3 separate regions of the Homo sapiens genome follow, and all the other regions are linked to region 3. The links are chromatin loops, found by intact Hi-C in ENCODE. Cell type or tissue: PC-9. All regions are shown on one strand.

The links. A loop is a pair of places that touch in the nucleus more often than their neighbours do. Peaks named below come from ENCODE experiments on the same cell type or tissue, not always from the same donor. Only the 100,000 strongest peaks of a DNase experiment are listed, where the experiment ranks them.
Region 1: a loop joins it to region 3, with 5 times the contacts of the local background. A loop is called at or near these places in 2 of 110 quality-filtered maps.
Region 2: a loop joins it to region 3, with 2.6 times the contacts of the local background. A loop is called at or near these places in 2 of 110 quality-filtered maps.

Annotation. Positions count from the first base shown.
Region 1 is chr16:47,924,759-47,927,258 of GRCh38, reverse strand. No RefSeq gene overlaps it. Among named protein-coding and RNA genes, the nearest start is that of LINC02192, 39 kb to the right of the region's middle. In PC-9, no CTCF peak of the experiment used is centred here; a DNase peak (open chromatin) is centred at 1,228; H3K27ac peaks cover 361 bases.
Region 2 is chr16:47,886,492-47,888,991 of GRCh38, reverse strand. LINC02192 (long intergenic non-protein coding RNA 2192) reads left to right here and starts at 1,862. Exons shown (of 2, transcript NR_110649.1): 1 at 1,862-2,500. The region is part of intron 4 of LINC02133 (long intergenic non-protein coding RNA 2133); the gene reads right to left. RefSeq lists enhancers at 1-563, 564-1,378, 919-2,118. In PC-9, no CTCF peak of the experiment used is centred here; DNase peaks (open chromatin) are centred at 651 and 1,291; H3K27ac peaks cover 1,487 bases.
Region 3 is chr16:48,054,187-48,056,686 of GRCh38, reverse strand. No RefSeq gene overlaps it. Among named protein-coding and RNA genes, the nearest start is that of LINC02134, 90 kb to the right of the region's middle. In PC-9, CTCF peaks have their summits at 1,266 and 1,469 (motif pointing right); no DNase peak of the experiment used is centred here.

The DNA.
Region 1 (2,500 bases), 130 kb after region 3:
TATTTGCTTTTTAAATTGCTAGTTGGCCGGCTATCTAGGTGCTTAGAATTTGTGTTGAGGGGATCAGAGAGGAGCCCGACAGGCCCATAAGAGGGGTCCCTGTTCCATCTCATCTCTAGTGCCTAGCATAGCACCTGGCACAAAAAACCACTCAAAGATTATTTAATGAATGAAAAAAAGAGTGATTTTATAGCTATCTAATACTGTAATCTACAGGCTTTTGCAGGAATTCGGCTGTGTGTGATGTGAGTAGCAGAAATCAGGAAAAACGGTTTTCAACGCATCTTTCTACTTTACCGCTTCTTAACTCTGAGTCCCTGTCTTCAAGGAAATATTTTCTATTGAGGCAGTCCAAGAAAAGGCATTTTCTCTAGTCTTTTGACTTCATAATCCAGTATCAGTTCCTCATCTGTGAAATGGGAATACGTTCTCACTGCCTCATGACTGGAGCTGTACTAGCAGATCTCCTGAGAGCCATTCCTGTTCCAATATATAATAGTATGACCCTGTCTAGGGGAGGCTGGTTCCCCCCACTGGCAAATTTGAAACTTAAGTAGCCTACTACAGAGGCTAATTGCACAGGAAATGTAATTCCCAGATCATCAACTTCCTCCCTTCTCATGTTTCTGCTACTAGGCTGCCATTAACACTTAGCTTGAAAATGGCCTAATAGTATCAAGAAAGAAAAGAGAACAAGAAGAAACCGAATACCTGAAACACCCGTAATCTGGATCATGTGCTATCAAAAAGGGATAGTTGATGTTGCTCACCAGAGAGCAGGCGTGAATTGGAGTCATTGCCACACAACCTGATGGGTAAAATTAACCATCTCTCTTGCCACGAATCCCTCTCCACAGGAGAGAGAAGACTCATCGGTCTCCTACTTAGATTCATAAAACAGTAGAGCTGGAGGGGACATTAGCAGTTCTCATGTCCAAGCATGAATGTTCGCATTTGCAGAAGCGAGCCAGGCTCTCAGGACACCATCCCGGGTCTCCACACTTGCAGCTCAGAGCATTGCCACAGCACCAGGTAACAGGTGGTGAGAGCTGAGTTCATATTGTGTTTCTTTATTGCCTCCCAGACCCAAGGTTGCCCCATCAAGAGTGACAGGCTAGGTGTATGCGATCACGATGCTGTCATACAGGTGTCAGAAGGAAGCTTCCATCTACATTCACCCTGAGGGCCTGACATTTGAGTCTTGCTTTAGATCAAATCAGAGAGTCAGAGGTGCTCCATTCTTAAACCACGTGCCTACATCAGGCCATGAGTCAGTAAGACCTCTCATACTCTAGGACTGATTCTTTCATTCCAAATGAGTGAGGGCACAGGATTACCATTCCATCATAAATTTCCTCCATCTTGGCATATTTAATGCAGAGACCAAGTCCTTTCCTCTATGCCTTCAAGACTCTGTCTTGATCCAGGTCCCAGGGCAGGAAAGTGGCTCTCTTATATCACCATATCCATCCAACAGGAACTGGACAATTGCAATTCAGCCGGTCTCCCACTTGCAGAAAGAATAGCTGACAAAAAGACATGTCATTCTTTTTCTGCCTCTCCTGGGTGAATCAAGTTAGGCATTGGGGCTGGGGAAAGGAATAGCTGGAGTATGGGGAAATAAAAATTGGAATAACTTCCCTACTGAGGTCTCATTCAGACTGCAAACAATACTGATACAGCACAGAAAATTATTAAAGTTCCAGAGTACCCAAAATATGGTTTGGAAATCATGAAAGGAGGACCACAGATCAGAGTTTCCAGAGGTGAAAAGTCACTGATGAACCATTCTCCTCTGTCTCCCCACACCCGTCTCTCTCTCATACACCTGAAGTTACTTTCACAGTACGCTAAAAACCTAGAAAATGGCTGCTCCAATGAAGAATTCTGAGCATTTTCTCAAAAGAAATACATTGGGATTCATGAGTTATTCAGAAGAAGTAAGAAGATTAAATTAATGTGGCCAACACAAATTCTGTTCTACCTGCCAAGGTCATGAGTTATAAACAGACAAGTTGCATCCTTTATTCTGCTACATAAACAGTGGCTTCTCTCCAGATTTCCTGCTGTTGGCTTCTGAGAACCATTGCCTGGGCTGCCAGCAGGGCTGCTAATTGGATAGTTGAGCAGGTTTTTTCCTAAAAGTCAGGACAACATGGTGAAACTGGGCACATTGCCGCAGCTCCCCTAGCATCCTTTTGGAAAGCTTGCTCTTCTTCGCATAAATGAAACTTGCAAGGCATAGTAGACAGAAGGCTGAAGGTCAAATGATAAATTCTGAGTGCTAAAACATGCTTTACTAACTCAACTTCCATGTCCCACTGTGCCTCTGCTTATACAAGGCAAAGCTCTGGGGGTAAAGAGCAAAGATGCACAGACTCAGAGAGAGATGCAGGTTGCGGTCAAGATTGAGGGAAAAATGGTCACTGGCTGGGGACTAGTTACTATTGGTTGAACATCTACAATGTGCCAGGTATAGATAGATGGAAAGGTAGATAGG
Region 2 (2,500 bases), 170 kb after region 3:
TCAGGCTGGAGGGCAGGAAAGAACTCTTGCGGAGATGCCTCTGGAGGAGAGACTTGATTAATGTGAGCAAAAGGCTTGTGATTATTGGAAGCAAAACTGTTCCAGCCAGAGGAAGCAGCCAGCACAAAGGTCCTGAGGCAGGAAGATGCTTGGGAGGCTGGAGATGCAGGGAGGAGGCCAGCACACTGGGAGCACACAGAGCAAGGCAGCAAAAACCAGACAGATGGACAGAGAGGCAGACAAAGGTCAGATCGTGTAGCAGCACAAAGAATTTCAAACTCTATTCCCAATTTCCTAACAACCCTTTGAAGGGTTTTGACTGAGGGCATGCGGCGATCTGACTTTCTTTATACATGGTTGTGTCTTATTTAGTCTTCAAAACTATCTTATGAGATAAGCAGCATTAACCTCACTTTACAGATGTAGGAAGTGGGAATGAGGGAGATTAAACATCTTGTCCCAGTTTATGCTGCTGGTAAATGGTAGATTTGTAATTCCAATTTAAAGTGGTGTGATTCCAAACCCCAGGCTCTTCACATCACCCCATGCCATCTGAGGACAGGAACTGTGTCTTGCATGACCCTGAAACATGATCAGAGTACCCAGCACGTGGCCACTGCCTGGTAAGTATTTTCTAAATGAATACGTAAGACTCAACTCAAACTCTGCCACATTCCTGCAATGCCTGGGCGTTTGGGTCATTGACATGGCAAATATAGAGAGTACAGGGATTTTTACAATCCAAAAGAGAATGGCAAAGAATTAAGATGTTTTGATCTGTGCTCTATTTTGGGCAATAATTACCCTTCCATGGAAAAACATAATTTTTTTTCAGTGATTCCATTTTTTACCCCACTTGATACATTATCTCTTCTACATAAAGAGTTCTGTGTGCACACACATGTCAACGCTGAAACAGACAATCATCTTGCCCTTTCTAATAGTCTAAGGGTCTGTTGGAAATGACATGCACTACAATTTAGCTGAGTGTTGAGTTTGCTCCTAAAGGCTATTCACATGCATATATCACGTCAAGAAGAGTAAACGTGAATGGATCCTATGCCTGTTCTCCTTCCTACACTCAAGTAACCCACCATGTAGCAGCTCCTTTTTTTCACCCTTTCCCAGGGGTAAACTGAAAGACAAAAGACCATTTTCAGGTGAGTACCTATTATATACCCCTCTACTGACTCACAGTTCCCCACTGAATACCCCGAGGCTACTCCCTCGCAGCCATTCATACAATAAAGATGACTAAAGAAAGGAATTTGCATGTGCCAGCCTCTCCTCCCTGCTGAATGCGCTGGTGAGCAGAGCCTCAAGCCTGCCCTAGCTCACAGGAGCCTCTCAGGTTCCTCGGGTGGAAGAGGCCAGGCACATTCTCACGCAAATATGAAATAGAAGAAAGGCACTGAAGGAAGCAAACTAGAGGTTCTAAGAGCTTTCCAGCCTGACCTCTTCTGGGGTGGAGGCACAGAGGCTTCTCTGATGACTGGTGACACAGGATGGGTGGACATTGAGGAGATGAAGAGGGGAAAGGAGCAGCATTCTAGGCTCGGAGCTTTCTCGGGGCTCTGAAAAGCACAGAATCAAAGGGTGCAGAAGGCTAGCGTGATGGGTCACAGGGTCAGGGAGGGGGCTGCGGGTGGGAGGCAGGGACTTTTAGGTTATGATCCTAACATCTCCTTTACGCCCCCAATACTCACAATACTGGGTGTTGACTCAGCCTCCATAGGAGATATCACAATGAGTGAGTGAAAACAGGCTCAGGAAATCCTCAGAGCTCCCAGGGTGTCTAGACACAGGGATTCTATAATCCTGTCAGGAAAGTGGGTGGGAGAGGGATTTGCAAAGAAAACCATTAACATCACTTCCCCAGGGCGAGGAACTCCATGTGAGGCTCTGGGGGAACCTGACTATGTGCAGTCGTTTACAGCCTGGGTCTCCTGGAGCCTATGAAATGAGAAGCAGTCATTAGCACAGCAAGCGGCCCTCATCCTTCCTTCTCAATAATAACACTGTCACCAGAGGATGGAAAATTACCCTGACGTCTCTGTATCTCCAAATTGCACTTCAGAGACAGACTGCGTAAGGCAAACAGACCCTGAGTGAAAACCTCCTGGCTAGACTTCCAAGCCAAGGCCTAATAAATAACCCTGAAATATACAAAGTGATGGCAGCTTTGCTCTGTGGCTCGTGGCTTCTGCCCTGGGAAGGACCATGAATTTCAGCGTCTGACAGATGGGGTCAGAAAGTGGAGTCTGCCTGGTGGGTTGAGGATCTGCAAATTAACCCCATGGTGGTGGTTTCAGAACAAGTGTGCCTGCTCACGCAAAGACTAACCTCTAAGAAAGGAGCAGGCCCGGAGGTGAGGCCCCCTGGGCGTGAAAGAATCAACCCCAGTCCACAAAGTCCGGAGATGAGACATCCTGCCTGGAGGAGGGAGCCCTGTGCATCGCAGGATCAAAGAAGCCAAACAGGATCTTTAGTGGTGACCGAA
Region 3 (2,500 bases):
TCAGATGGAAGGGGGACAGTCTTTTTTCACATTCAAGGTTTTAGAAGTAAGGGCAGGCCATGACTGGAGGAGGCTCTGCTCTTAAAATGCCTGGGTCCCTTGGGATCAGGGCTTGAGTTAACCCGTGAGTGCCTGGACTACTCCTCCTGACATCTGTCCCTCAAACAGCTGAGAGGCACACAGCACAGAGCCCAATATCACACATAAAAACACACACAATAACCAATAAATCATCTACGGTGTCTGCATTGACTAACTCACATTTCCCTTTAGGAGCCAGAGCTTTGGGCTTTTCCCAGTGGATTTAACATCTTCTGAGTCTTTGTAATAAGCCCTGGGGGAATAGCCCTGTATGCTCTATCATAATTTAAAACAGAAAGTATAAGGGCCGTATTTCCCACCCCCCTCCCTTTTTTCCTTGCACTTAACTCAAAGTCCCCTCTGCTAACTTCATCGGAGTATATTAATTGATGTCAAAATCACCCAACTCCGTTTCAGTTGTATTTGAATCCATTTAAACATTTGCAGAGTCAATTAAAGGCAGGATCAAGAGTTAAACAGTTCTATTCTTAAGAGTCAATTCCCTCCCAGAGGAATTCTTAACGTGATGTTTTTTTCTGTGTGAGTCTGAAGTGAGTTCAGGTTGGTGAAGGAAGCACCCAGCAGTCTCAGCACTCACTAGACATCTACAAATCCATTTTCCCCTCCCTTCCCAGCCCTTCCAAAATAGGCCTGGTGCTCCACTAGCCTTTGGTTCTGGGAAGTGAGATCGTGGAGGGACTAGATTCCCTGCGGGGGAAAGCAGTCCGGGCGTAAATCCATTACCTGGGCTTAGGTGTACAAGGACTCCCTCTGGATGTTGTTTCAAATAAGCTTTTTTTTTGCATTTAGGTTTTTTTGAGAAAAGTTGTTTCAGCTGACATCCAAGCGTGTCATTTGAGGTTTTGTTAAGTCATTCCCTGGAAAGAGAGGATATTTAGCTGCTTCATAAAGGGCTCTCTCTCAAGGGTGCCATTATGATTTTCTCACCTTGGCTAGTGGCAGCTGCTTCTGGGGATGTGATAGGAGCAGAGAGGTGAACCCCTGAGTGAGGCATCCCACCTCTCACTCTTTGATGGCTGATTCTTCTCGACAAAAATCGAGTCAGAGCTGGGCCCTGGTTTCACGGGCACCCTGGACCAGAGGACTTGGGGGTGTGAAGAGAGCTCCTCCAGCTCCTACCAGCCCTCCTGCATTCTCCCCACCCCAGGGGCCCGTTGACCGGCGTGTCTTGCCTCACCCCACGCAGTGTCAGTATATGCATACGCTTGTGTGCATTCGTGTGTGCTGAAAAACCAAGAGGCTAACCTCAGCCCCTAAGAAATAAAAATCAGATCCATGAAGGTGAGCGGGGAGGGCGGAGGTGGGGGATGCTTTCGGCTCCGGTGAAGGGCTGGAGACATTTTCGGAACAGTCTTGCGTGTTCCAGCTTGTTGCCACTAGGGGCTGCTGTGGTTAGGCAGGAGTACCAAGAGCAGAGCTGTTTACGAAGAGGGAAAACGGAAAGATACAAAGCAGTGATTATTTCAGTTCATGAATAATTTTGTTATTTCAGAGGATTTGGGGAGTGCGCTTGGCCACTACCCTCATTTTGCAAGTATGTGACTTCTTTCTTACACAGTGGCCCTGCCAGGATGGCTCCATCAGAAAGTCCCCTCCGTTTGATCCGTAGACCTTGCGTTGACAGGTGCAGGCTACTAGGACGGGCACAGGCTGGGCTAGGCTCCCTGCTGCATCTCCTACACAGTTCCCAGGGAGAACGAGCGCTTGTCTCTGGAGAAGGCTTCCAAGGATGGATGGGTGTTGCATTCTCAGTTCCAAGTCTCCGGTAACAAAAGTGGAAGAGAACAAACTAGATTGAGGAGGCAAGGTATGATAGCACATTTCTCAGATTCTGTAATTCTCCATGAGACTAAGACCCAGATAAAGAACTGTCAGTGCTTCAATTTAATTCCTCTCAGCACTTATTGAGCACCTACTATATGCAGGATATCTTACTCTGCTTCCACAGTACCTATATATACTCTCTTTGGAAGAGCTGGGTTAGAAATGTGGAGGGAGTAGTAGGGATAGGGCAGAGAGGCTTTTAGAATCAGGGTCCACAGGAGCTGGGAACATAAGAAAGGCCTATAAATTGCATCTACTTAATTTACCAGGAAATAGAAAATGAATGGGGGAAACAGTGAATTAAAGGGTAGGGTGCACGCTTTATTTCCTGTGGCTAAAAAAACAAGAAAACTAGAAAAATGAATCCCTGCTGAAGAGTGATTTCCTCCATCTTGCTAAAAGGTCATGGTGGCATTGTTACTCTCCTTATTATTTTTGTCGTTCTTATCTTGAACGTTTTTTGCTAGTGTGGGCAATTGACCATGAAGGCCATGCATCATTGCTTATCAGTTTAGCGCTTTTCAATCTGAAAAAAAAAAATACAAAACAAAAGCCCATTCCTCCTTGATTGGAA